Regions from separate parts of the Homo sapiens genome. Here regions 1 and 3 are each linked to region 2. A link is a contact called in ENCODE Hi-C or POLR2A ChIA-PET data. All regions are on one chromosome and are shown on one strand. The core of a region is the stretch at or near the end of the contact, and the rest is flanking DNA. Distances in the headings are between cores, read along the strand shown.

Region 1 (3,806 bases), core at 954-3,453, 550 kb after region 2:
GCGGAGGTTGCAGTGAGCCGAGATCGCGCCACTGCACTCCAGCCTGAGAGACAGAGCGGGACTCAAAAATAAAAATAAATAAATGAAAGAAAGAAAAAGTGCTGATCTTGTTCCAAGGGGACAATATTTCTTTTCTTTTCTTTCTTTTTTTTTTTTTTTGAGAGTCTTGCTGGAGTGCAGTGGCGCGATCTCGGCTCACTGGATTACAGGCGCCCGCCACCATGCCTGGCTAATTTTTTGTATTTTTAGTAGAGATGGGGTTTCACCGTGTTAGCCAGGATGGTCTCGATCTCCTGACCTCGTGATCCGCCCGCCTCGGCCTCCCAAAGTGAGGAGGATTATTTGAGTCCAGGAGATTGCAGCGAGCCATGATCACGCCACTGCCCTCCAACCAGCCTGGGTGTAATCCCAGCTGTAATCCCAGCTACTCGGGAGGCTAAGGCAGAACTGCTTGATCTGGGAGATGGAGGCTGCAGTGAACCGAGACTGCACCACTGCACTCCAGCCTGGGCAACACAGTGAGACTCCGTGTCAAAAAAAAAAAAAAAAAAAGAAATTGCTCACAGGCTTCTCACCAACCAAATATTTAGGTGGGGAAAACTCCAGGCTCCTCCAAAAAAAAAAGAGAGAGAACTCCATTTCATACTAAATGTTCTAGGTGCACATTTAAATGAAAATTTAATTTTTAATCATCTCAAAGTTAAATATCCGAATTCTACTTGAAAAAGTGGGCCGGGCACTTTTTCAAAAAAAATTTTTTTAAAGGTCATGCACAGTGGCTCACGCCTGTAATCCCAGCACTTTAGGAGGTCAAACCGGGAGGATAGCTTGAGCCCAGCAGTTCAAGACCAGCTTAGGCAACCTATTAAGATCACGTATCCACAAAAAATTTTACAAATTAGCCAGGTGTGGTGGTACGTGCCTGTGGTCCCAGCTACTTAGGAGGCTAAGAAAGGAGGATCACTTGAGCCCAGAAAGTCGGGGCTGCAGTTAGCTGTGATCGCCGCCACTGCACTCCAGCCTGGTGACAGCAACTTTGTCCCGCCCACCAAAAAAAAAAAAAAAAAAAATTTCCTCCAGAGCCAAAGTCACATGTTCAGGGGACCTAACAACCAACCATCCTGGGCTTGCCCACCACGCACAGAACACGTAAGTTTTAGTGAGTCTGAAGACGTTTACTCCAGATATGATCACTAGCGCTGAATTCAGGTCATTTACTAACTACACCTCCGAAGAAAAACGACTTGGCACAAAACTAGAAATCAGCAATTTCGTTTCAAAATCCTACACTTTGTATCTGTCTTTTCTAATACGGTGACCACTAGCCACATGTGGTTATTTAAATTTAATTACACTTAAAAAGTAAGTAAAATTTAAAATTTAGTTTCTCAGGTGCACTAGCCTACAGGTCAAATGCTTAACGGCCACGTGTGGCTAGTAGCTACCATGCTGAACAGCAAAGGTAAAGAACATGTCGCTATGACAGAAAGTTCTATGGGACCAGGCAATGAACAGTACTAAGGAGAAGTCATCCAAGAACGCGGCTGCCCAACCAGCTTCTGGCGAGGCGGCGGCACAGCTCCGGGGCCGCACATCCCTAGGGGCGCCGCGGGCTCCGGGATATTCGCGCGGACGCGGAGCCCGCGAGCTGGGGATACCCTCCACAGGCGGGCGTTAAACCGCGCGGGCAGCGCTGCGAGAGCTCCCAAAGATGACTCGAGTGGTGAGCCCCGAGGCGGCGCGTTTCCCCGCCGCGCCAGACAGGGAGAGAGGGCCTAGATGTGCCGGCGCCGGTTGGTCAGAGGCGGTGGCCTCTGACCTTTCCGAGAGCTGAGAAGGCGGCGGGAGGAAAAAAGGCAGACACACGCTGGGCGCCCGGCCGCTGACGGCGGGTAATGCTCGGACAACGTGCCGGCGACGGGGAGCGCCCGGGCCTCCCGGGCGACGGCGAAGGCGGAGTCCCGGCCCGGCCAGGGAGGCGCGCGGAGAGGCCCCCCCAGCGGCCAGCCAAGGTAAACAAGGCCGTGACGTGCGCCGCGCACTTACCGGGAGCTGCGGCCTCGCGGCCGCTGAGCCCGAACAAGCCAGACCGGGTCAGGCCGGGCCAGAGGGACCGGATTGGGGCGAAGCGGCAGCGGAGGCGGCGGGCCGACGCCGGTCAAGCCCGCGCTGCTTCCTCCAGAAGAGTCGTCCCCACAGCTCCGGAAGTGCTTGGCGCCGTTGCGTCACTTCCGGATCGGGGTCGACCCACGGTCGCTCGGGTCGCGACAGGCTCCCGGCTAGAGGGCCTGTTTAGCGCCGCCTCCTTGAAACTTAGCGCTCTGACCCAGAGTCTGACCAGGGTACGGCAGGCGCCGACCGCGTCTGGAGCCACTATTCGCCTACCAGCGTCTCCCGTCGAGATGTTTTTAACCAGCGCGTTTCTCACCGGCTTCTCATTTCACTGTTTGTACTCCGGGATCGGGCACGGAGAAGACATCCTGGCGTCAGTGGAGCAGATAACCATTGTTTCTCGGCCGCTATCTGGTCAGAGGGGAGCTGGGCCGGGAAATTCTGCCTACACCCCGAGGCGGTCGCAGGGTGGCCCCAGAGCCGCAACCACACCAGGCTTTCGCTTCCCCTGCCGAGGCCTCGTTCGCCGCGCAGTTCTCCGACTTACGGTCACCGTGCAAGATTGCATCTTAACTGCCTTGCTTGCAGTTTCTTTTCACAGTATAGGAGTTGTCATCATGACTTCCAGTTACCTTCTGGGACCGGTTGTCAAATGATGTGGCTAGAGACGGAGGCTCACTCAGATTGTTGCTGCACCACAATGGAAATGCCAGTATGAAGCCGCTGATGTTAGGAAGGCTCCAGGTTGTGCAATTCCATAGACAACAAATCAAATCATTTCCAACCATACTGGAGTCGCGTATATACATATTCAAGACACCTGTGCAGGCCGGGCGCGGTGGCTCAAGCCTGTAATCCCAGCACTTTGGGAGGCCGAGGCGAGTGGATCACGAGGTCAGGAGATCGAGACCATCCTGGCTAACACGGTGAAACCCCGTCTGTACTAAAAGTACAAAAAAATTAGCCGGACGTGGTGGCGGGCGCCTGTAGTCCCAGCTACTCGGGAGGCTGAGGCAGGAGAATGGCGTGAACCCGGGAGGCGGAGCTTGCAGTGAGTCGAGATGGCGCCACTGCACTCCAGCCTGGGCGACAGAGCGAGACTCTGTCTCAAAATAAAATAAAATAAAATAAAAAATAAAACAAATAAAGACACCTGTGCTGGCTGGTCGCTGTGGCTCATGCCTGTAATCCCTGCACTTTGGGAAGCCGAGGTGGGAGGATCGCTTGAGCCCAAGAATTTGATGTAGTGAGACCCCCCTCCTTTCTACAAAAAAATTAAAAATTAGCTGGGCGAGGTGGCACACACCTGTGCATCCCAGCTACTCAGGGGGCTGAGGTGATATAGGATCGCTTGAGCCGAGGAGGTCGAGGCTGCAGAGTGCCAAGATCGCACCACTGCAGTCCAGCATCGGTGATAGAAGGAGACCCTGTCTCAAAACAACAATAACAAACCATACAATGTAGAAAGCCATTAAAAATCATGCCGCGTGGCCGGGCACCGTGGCTCACGCCTGTAATCCCAGCACGTTGGGAGGCCGGAGCCGGCAGATCACGAGGTCAGGAATTCGAGACTGGCCTGACCAGCATGGTGAAACCCTGTCTCTACTAAAAATTTACAAAATTTGCCGGGCGTGATGGTGGGCGCCTGTAGTCCCAGCTACTCGGGAGGCTGAGGCAGGAGAATTGCTTGAACT
Region 2 (4,184 bases), core at 1,685-4,184:
CTCGTGATCCACCCGCCTCAGCCTCCCAAAGTGCTGGGATTACGGGCGTGAGCCACCGCGCCTGGCCAGTTGTTTTGTTTTATTTTTTATTTTTTTTGAGACCGAGTTTTGCTCTTGTCACCCAGGCTTTCAGCTCACTGCAACCTCCGCCTCCCGGGTTCAAGCGATTCTCCTGTCTCAGCCTCCCGAGTAGCTGCGATTAAAGGCGCCCGCCACCATGCCTGGCTAATTTTTGTATTTTTTAGTAGAGACGGGGTTTCACCATGTCGGCCAGGCTGGTCCTGAACTCCTGACCTCAGGTAATCCACCTGCCTCAGAATCCCAAAGTGCTGGGATTACAGGCGTGAGCCACCACGCCCTGCCTGGAGATAAAGTTGTTTTTTGTTTTGTTTTTGAGACGGAGTCTCGATCTGTGGCCCAGGCTGGAGTGCAGTGGCTCTATCTCAACTCACTGCAAGCTCCGCCTCCCGGGTTCACGCCATTCTCCTGCCTCAGCCTCCTGAGTAGCTGGGACTACAGGTGCCCACCACCACGCCCGGCTAATTTTTTGTATTTTTAGTAGAGAGGGGGTTTCACCGTGTTAGCCAGGATGATCTCGATCTCCTGACCTCGTGATCCGCCCGCCTCGGCCTCCCAAACTGCTGGGATTACAGGTGGGAGCCACCATGCCCGGCGATAAAGTTTTTAATAATCAAATGCCAGGCCTCCTTTCCTATGCATCGACGGCAGTCTAAGTGGTCCCTAAGTGGTCCCTCCAAATCCCACCATCCTCAACACTAACCAGACACAAGCAACTCTGTAGGTCACTATACCAGGTAGTCAACAAGGAATTTAAATCCTTGGTTATGCTTGGTCTTCTGGCCCATGCATTCCAGAATGTAGCTCCTCCCCCATCATGGCAGGACATCCCCTCTGTACTACCTTTTCAGTCTCTCTTTTCTGATGGCTCCTTCTCCCTCCCCACCTCTCCTCTGTTAGCTGACTTAACTGCCAGAGGTCCTGACCCCCTCCCTCTTCCTGCCACTCCACCAGCAATATCTTTCTAAACACAGGTCTGGGTCACACCACTCTACTGATTAAAAGGCTCCCCAGACTCCTGCACCCCGCATACAAAGTTGGAACTCCTGAGCACAAGGCAGGCCCAGAGCTCGCACCTGCCAAGCTGGAGGACTCCCAAGCACTATTTTAGGTGCTCATGTACATGTGGTTCCCTGTGTCCAGGCCTTGATGTCCCCCACTAATTCCTGCTGGCCCTGAAAACCACAGCTCAGGAATTCCCTCTCTCCTCAGGCTACTATGTGAGCACGCTTAGCGGGCAGACACTATTAATCATGGGTTCCCTGGTCCCCACTGCCCCCTAAACTGAATTCCTTAAGGGCAGAAGCAGACTCTTTTACATGGGTCCCTAGGATCTACCACAGAATTTGGCAGGTAGTGAATCAAAATATTTGTTCAAATGAATAAATGCATTTTGCAAAATCAATTTTTAAGAACAGTGAGGATTTGCACTGTGCCTCTTTTAACAAAAGCACATGTCAGCACAAGCTTTTATATCCCATAGGGTCTTCACATGATGGATCCAACTCCCTACTGAAATCTGATTTCTCCAAAATACAGGACACAGGCCATGAGCTCTTCTTCCTTAGTTCACAGCAAAAAAAACCCACAAAAGTTCAACTAAACTTCTCCATACTCAAACTATGGATTTTTATGCCTCCAAAATGTAGTACGGTTGAATTCTTTTTTAGAACAGGAACATTCCAAAATAATGTCTCTGAACTTAACTAAGCATAGAACCTGATAAAACTGCAATACCCCATCTACACCAGACTTTGCAAAACACCTGAAAGCACATCCAGCTCTTTATCTGGAATTATGTCCTATAAACACCACCTTCCCTTCACGGAGTCTGGCTTCTATGCCAGGAGTCACTTCTACTCGCTTATTTAGGGAAGCAGCAGGCTAGAATCTTAAGTTAGACTCTGCGCTATGAAGGTGCTGTCCCAGGCTCTTGCCTCAACCAGTCAAAACTTCATCGTCACCATTAAAACTAATTCTGAAGCAACTCGATTTACAAAAATAAGAACTTTTCAAGTTATAGAGATTAAAGGATGCATTTTAAGTTACCAGTTGAGTTTGTAGGAAACTAACTTAGAATTTATGGCAAAAAGATTCCAAGCCGAGACGACATTTTCTGTGGAGACACTATCCAAATACACTCGCAGGTGAACCAGGTCTGCCAAATACAAAGTGAAAAGGTAGTAAGTAAACAAGCTTCCAAAGGAGCTCAAGTAAGGATGACGGAACCCACCAAGGCTCTGAGCAGCTCTGACAGAGCAGTGGCGGCAGCGGTGCCCTTCCCTGCCTCTAGCGGGGCTCGACTCCCCACAGTCGGAATCCGGCCCAACTGGGCCACAACCCCTATTGGAAGCCAGGGAGGCGGCCCGCAGGCGGCTCACGACCGCGGCCAAGGCGCAGGCTCCACGTTCCCGGGAGCGCGGGCCGAGCTAAGGCCTGGCCCATCGCCGCGGCGCGCGGCCCGGGCCTTGCAGCCGAACGCTCCGAGCCTTTGCCTGCGGGACCCAGAGCAAAGGGGCGGCTCCGCCCGGGCGGCACCGCCTCCTCACCCACAAGGACGTCCGCGGCCGTGTCCCCGCCCCGGGCCGAACAGCGAGCAGCAGCAGGTGTTCCGCGGAAGGCTCAGCCGGCAGCAGGGATGGGGGCCCAAGCAGCCAGGCACAGCGGATAGGGCGGGCGGTGCACTCACCCAGCGCCGGCGGGAGGACCGCGGCAGGTGTTCGCTCCTCCTGGCCCCAGGACGCCGCCACCGCCGCTCCCCGGGGATTCGGCGCGAAGCTGCCGCCGCCGCCACCGCCAAGCCTAAGAGGCGCGAGCGCCGCGCCGCAGCCTTCGCGCGAGCACGTACCGGGCGGTGAGAGGGCGCTGAGCGCAAGGGCGGGGCGCGCGGCCGGAGCCTAGCAACCGCCTGACACGCGAGTGTTGCAGCCAATCCAGCGGCCAGCTCCGCGCGGCGCCGACTGGCTGTCCGCGCGCCGCCGGCTTCTGCCTGCGTCGGCCGCTCCGCAGCGCGCCGCACCCGCGCGCAAGCCCCGCCCCGGCCAGCACCTCTCTGCTCATTGGCTAGCCACTCCCCCGCCCTAAAAGTCACGCCCCATTATGGAAGCCTCGCCCCCACGGCCAGGGAAGTCCGTCCCGGGACACACCCCGGCGGTCGGTCCCGGTCACTCGGAGCCTTCAGAACCAGTAGTGTGGGGGAGGGGCTCCCCGCCCAACTTCAGGCCTTTGGGCCTCTAAGACTAATCAAGGGACAGTCAGGACTGCGAACTGGCCCAGCAACTGGCCACCCGTCGACTGCGTTCAGCCCTCCTTATTTCCTTCGAATGCAAATCAAGGGGTATTTCTAAGCCATGAGAACAATCAGGAAGCGTTCTCTCAATTGCAAAGGATGAAAGCCTTGCTGCCCGGCCCTTACACGGATGGGAGACTGAGGCCAGGGACAGGAGGAGCGGGAAGCTAGCTCATCTCCTAGAGCCTCGCCCACAGCAGGCTGGGGAGTCGGAAAGCGCCTCAGGCCTAACCCTCGTCCCCTCCCCCTGCCTGGAACACTGGAATCCGACGCCTGCTCTCCTGCCCAAAATAGCTCTAACTCGCAGGCGCTGGTCACTCACTCCTAGTGGCCTGCATTCTTTTGGTGGGGGAAGAAATAAGAGAGGGGGGTTGCTGCCTGGAACATTCAAGGGGAGGGTCCTAAGGTAGCTCTAGCTCTCCCCAGGACTTAACCTGCAGCCCCCCACCCCAAAAGCCCCAGACTTCACAGTTACTGAAACTGACAGTTACCGGATGGGTCTGGGAATGAGACCCGTGGTGGGCTCTGCTTCTCATCCCCACACCATGCGCAGGATGGGTCCATTCCCTCCTTGGCCTGTGGCCAGGCTGGAATTCCAGGCCTGCACTCTTGACAGCAAGCACATTCTGAACACAGAACTGGCTGCCACCAGCCATGGTTTCCTCCCTGGATCCCGGAGAGCTCTGGGGCTCCCTGGCTTTCCCTCCCTCCTCAGGAGCGTCTGGGAGATGCAAGTTGCAGAGATAAGAAAGGAATGCCCCATCTCCCAAAAACATACCTTTTTGCAATTATCTATACTTCAGTGTCTCGGCTCCAA
Region 3 (4,242 bases), core at 1,250-3,749, 620 kb before region 2:
CTAATAACAAGAGGCTTAAACCTATTTGACCACAGATAAAATACACCTTTTGTAAACTGTTTACCAGATTCATAAAACTGCTGTGCAATCATAAGGCAAAGGAAAGGTTTATAAGGGCTTCATTTAGAATATACAAATTTAATAAAAAGAATCAAAGGAAATATGGGACTGAGACACCCCAAAGGGGTAAATGTTAATTTAGTAAGCTATTTAGAACCACAGACTGCTGACACAGCATTAAAATACCATGTGACATGAACATCTCCTAAGGTCCCTCAGCCTGTCAATGTGATCTACCACAGGGACTGACCTCAATACTAAAAAGGCAGATGGCTGAATAAGGGTGTGTGTTTAAATCAAATGGTCTGAGAGCATGTACCCATAGGTGACACAATAGCCAAATGCTCTCATCTTAATTTTCCACTAATTCTTTGGCTCTTTCTTTCTTCATGTAACACACAGTCCCAAGCTTCTCAGCTCTCTAAGTCTGGATCATCTTGCTATTCAGGGAACAATAACAAGAAATGGCATTCATTGATTGCTTACCACAGCCAGGAACTGTGCTAAGTGCCAGACTGTATGATCTCCTGGATTCTGCAAAGGTTGCTGTCCACACAGGGAACCTTCAGTGACCCACTCTACCCTGCCCTTCTTTGCCTAAAATTCTTTCTTATCCTTCAGCTTCCTTCCAGAGAATATTTTCTCCAGGAAGCTTTCCTGGCTGTGAACAAGAAAAAGACATACTTCCTATGTGTTCTAAGAGCACCCTACACTTTATCACAGCATGTTCACACAGTACTTTAATTCTCTCACTAGACTGTAGTTTGTGACAACAGGATCATAAAGGTGTTCGTTAGCAATGCCTGGCGCAAAACACTCATATATTAGTTTGATAAACTATTTTAAACAAGGAGTTCAGTCCCCACTGAAATGTTGAGATCAAAGCCACGTACTGTAGTAACTTACCTTTTGTCTGAACCCATTGTCCCACTGAAGATTTAGCACACAGCTCCAAAAGGTTCAAATTTTATTTTTTCTAGGAGACAAGAGAGATTAATTGCTATAAATCTCAGAGATCACTTAAGTCAGCAGCTCCATAGCTTGGATACTACTGAGGCTGGGATTTCATCAAACCTTCAAATCATTGACAGTGATTATCTAAGGTGGGGAAGTGGTGGGGACAAACTGTCAACGTTAAAATCGTGCTAACATTTTGTTAACAATGAGCAAAACCGGAAGATTAAGCATATTTTAAAATATTAGATTCCAGATTTAACAGAATCATAATACGGAGCAAGCAGAAGACTCCTTCCCTGCTCCTACCTTAGAATTACAAAGCAAAAAGGGCAGAGCTACAATCAGCTCCTTGGTTTTGTATCAAAGCAACTCCGTGGGATAGTTGACCGTTAAAACATTAATCCAAGTGTCTTCATTAATACAAGGAGCAACATGAAATTCAAACACTTCTGATGAAAAATGTAAAACCTCGTAGAAGCTGGGATACTGAGCTGACTGAAATCTACTACATTAATAACGTATCGCATAAGACAAGAGCAAAGCTAGAAACGACCTAATTCCTAGGTAACAATAACCACCACGTCTTGAGCCAGTTCTTATGACTACAAACCACTGAGTAGTGAACAGCCCGGCCCCCCGCCCCCCGTTGGTAATAAGACATCACACTGCTGGACCGCGTTCGATGAGCGCGAGGTCCGAAAAATCAGTTCCAGTAGTCTCTGGAAGCCTAGTCTAGAGCGAATGCTCAACGATTTGTTGAAATTAATAAATGAAAAAGAACCACTGGGGGGAAACAAGTCCCGGGGCATATTCACTGGTGCCGCCCCTTGTCTCCCGGGCGGTGCCGGCACCCACCTCCGTGGGGTCTCGCGGCCGAGATGGCGGCGTCACGGCCTGCTCGACCGACTCCAGCGTCCGGCCTGCCCTCCCCGCACATGCCCCTCCCGCCTCCCAAGAGGTTCCAAACCCGCAGATGGGCGATCACCGAACAGCTTTTCGGAGAGGGCGATTCAGTTGCAGTTGAGCGGGGGATGGCGGCCAGAGACTGCCAGGGAGCTCCCAAGGAGTGCCCGAGGGACAGGCGACGGCTCCACTGCTCCGTTGGGCTGAAGATTAGGGGACGTGTATCCACAAGGGGCAAAGTCACAGCCAGAAAGAAGCAGGCCCAAGGCTGAGCTGGCTGGACACCCTCTGGAAACTGACAGAGCTGGCAACAAGGAAGGGCGCGGCCCTCCAACGCCTGGGGTAATTTAGCCCCTCTACAGAACCGGCTGGAGCTGATCAGTCGCCTCCGGCAGCTGACAAGGGAGGCTTGGGGGCCAGCCCAAATGGCAAGAACCTACCGTCGTTACAGACAGCCGCCGCACTTACCCCAAGGAGAGACCGAAGCAGCAGTAGCGGTTCTGCGCCCCAGAACCTCCAACAAGGTTCGGCGGCTACACAAAATGGCGCCTCCGCCGACGGCCGTCTCCTACCCACAGTACCTCACGCTTATCCCCTCCCCCTGTCACCCGCCTCCTGCGGAGAAGTCCAATCCTCGAAGCGGCCTGGCTGTGCGAGGGCTGCCGGGAAATGTGGTCGCCAGACCATCCTGTCACTTAGGACGCTCTGTGTTAATGTCTTGCAATTCTCTTCTAAATCACTACAGAGTTGTCGATCGGCTTTTGCAGACCTGGATTAGTTTTTAGGGCTCCTATTAGGCATGTTAATAATTCTTTGCTTTTGCTACTAGCGCCGTAGAGAGTACAGTTTGCTTTCACTGGCACGGTGTAAAACATTGTCTAATTCTACTTCAAAAGGAGACCGTGCGTGAAGTGGTGGCTCACTCACAAGCCAGCATTTTGGGAGGCCGAGGCAGGAGGATCGCTTGAGGCCAGGAGTTCGAGACCAGCCTGGGAAACACAGTGAGATCCTATCTCTACAAAAAATAAAATTAACTGAGCATGGTGGCGTGCACCTCTTGTCCCAGCTACTCAGGAGCTGAGGTGAGAGGTTCGCTTGGGCCCAAGAGGTCGAGGCTGCAGTGAGCTGTGATCTCGTCACAGCACTCCAGCCTGGGGACAATGCGAGAAACTGTCGCTAAAAAATAAAAAGGAGGCCGGTGCTGGGCGCGGTGGCTCACTCCTGTAATCCCAGCACTTTGGGAGGCCAAGGCGGGCGGATCACAAGGTCAGGAGATCGAGACCATCCTGGCTAACACGGTGAAATCCCGTCTCTACTAAAAATACAAAAAAATTAGCTGGGCATGGTGGCGGGCGCCTGTAGTCCCAGCTACTTGGGCGGCTGAGGCAGGAGAATGGTGTGAACCCGGGAGGCGGAGCTTGCAGTGAGCCGAGATTGCGCCACTGCACTCCAGCCTGGGCAACAGAGTGAGACTCTGTTTCAAAAAAAAAAAAAAAAAAGGCTGGACGCAGTGGCTCACGCCTGTAATCCCAGCACTTTGGGAGGCCGAGGCAAGTGGATCACGAGGTCAGGAGCTCAAGACCAGCCTGACCAATATGGTGAAACCGCGTCTCTACTAAAAATACAAAAATTAGCCGGGCATGGTGGCATGCACCTGTAGTTCCAGCTACTAGGGAGGCTGAGGCAGGAGAATCACTTGAACCAGGGAGGCAGAGGTTGCAGTGAGCTGAGATCGTGCCACTGCACTCCAGCCTGGGTGACAGAGCAAGACTCAGTCTCAAAATAATAATAATAATAATAATAATAATAATAATAATAATAATAATAAATAAATAAATAAAAAGGAGGGGCCAGGCATGATGGCTCATGCCTGTAATCCAAGCACTGTGGGAGGCCGAGGCAGGTGGATCAGCTGAGCTCAGGAGTTCGAGACCAGCCTGGCCAACATGGCTAAACCCCGTCTCTACTAAAAATACAAAAATTAGCTGGGTGTGGTGGCGCACACCTATAATCCCAGCTACTTGGGAGGCTGAGGTAGGAGAATCGCTTGAACCCAAGAGGCGGAGGTTGCAGTGAGCCGAGATTGCTCTACCGCACTCCAGCTTGTGCAACACAGCAAGACTCTATCTCAAAAAAAAATAAAAATAAAAAATAAATTAAAATGAGGAACATTAGTTGATCGCTTTACTAGATGCTATATTATTGCCCTAGATGCTTTGCAAACATTTTTGTTTGTTTGTTTGTTTGAGATGGAGTTTTGCTCCTGTTGCCCAGGCTGGAGTGCAATGGCACAGTTTCAACTCACTGCAAACTCTGCCTCCC

Evidence for each region. Hi-C counts contacts between places; a loop is a spot of excess contacts on that map. ChIA-PET counts read pairs that join two places held with the same protein, here RNA polymerase II (POLR2A). Pooled maps may share reads with other maps.
Region 1: a loop to region 2 is called in a map of naive thymus-derived CD4-positive, alpha-beta T cell, with 7 times the contacts of the local background. The contact joins the promoter of ARIH2 here to the promoter of DAG1 in region 2. A Hi-C loop is called at or near these places in 1 of 168 maps with a recorded cell type or tissue (naive thymus-derived CD4-positive, alpha-beta T cell), 1 of 37 single-sample maps with no recorded cell type and 11 of 50 pooled maps. POLR2A ChIA-PET finds 5 or more read pairs at or near these places in 5 of 52 experiments (AG04449, GM12878, IMR-90 and 2 more).
Region 3: a loop to region 2 is called in a pooled map, with 9 times the contacts of the local background. The contact joins the promoter of RBM5 here to the promoter of DAG1 in region 2. A Hi-C loop is called at or near these places in 1 of 37 single-sample maps with no recorded cell type and 6 of 50 pooled maps. POLR2A ChIA-PET finds 5 or more read pairs at or near these places in 3 of 52 experiments (OCI-LY7, activated B cell and activated T-cell).

What each region holds. Positions count from the first base shown.
Region 1 is chr3:48,917,239-48,921,044 of GRCh38, reverse strand. ARIH2 (ariadne RBR E3 ubiquitin protein ligase 2) reads right to left here and starts at 2,203. Exons shown (of 16, transcript NM_006321.4): 1 at 2,047-2,203. ARIH2OS (ARIH2 opposite strand lncRNA) reads left to right here and starts at 1,660. Exons shown (of 1, transcript NR_161301.1): 1 at 1,660-3,257. RefSeq lists enhancers at 1,073-1,823, 1,824-2,575, 2,301-2,770, 2,576-3,326 and silencers at 1,881-1,960, 2,031-2,130.
Region 2 is chr3:49,469,017-49,473,200 of GRCh38, reverse strand. DAG1 (dystroglycan 1) reads right to left here and starts at 2,934. Exons shown (of 3, transcript NM_004393.6): 1 at 2,768-2,934. RefSeq lists a silencer at 2,516-3,255.
Region 3 is chr3:50,087,176-50,091,417 of GRCh38, reverse strand. RBM5 (RNA binding motif protein 5) reads right to left here and starts at 2,499. Exons shown (of 25, transcript NM_005778.4): 1 at 2,389-2,499; 2 at 967-1,036. The coding sequence starts at 983. RefSeq lists enhancers at 1,460-2,050, 2,212-2,321, 2,362-2,531, 2,051-2,642.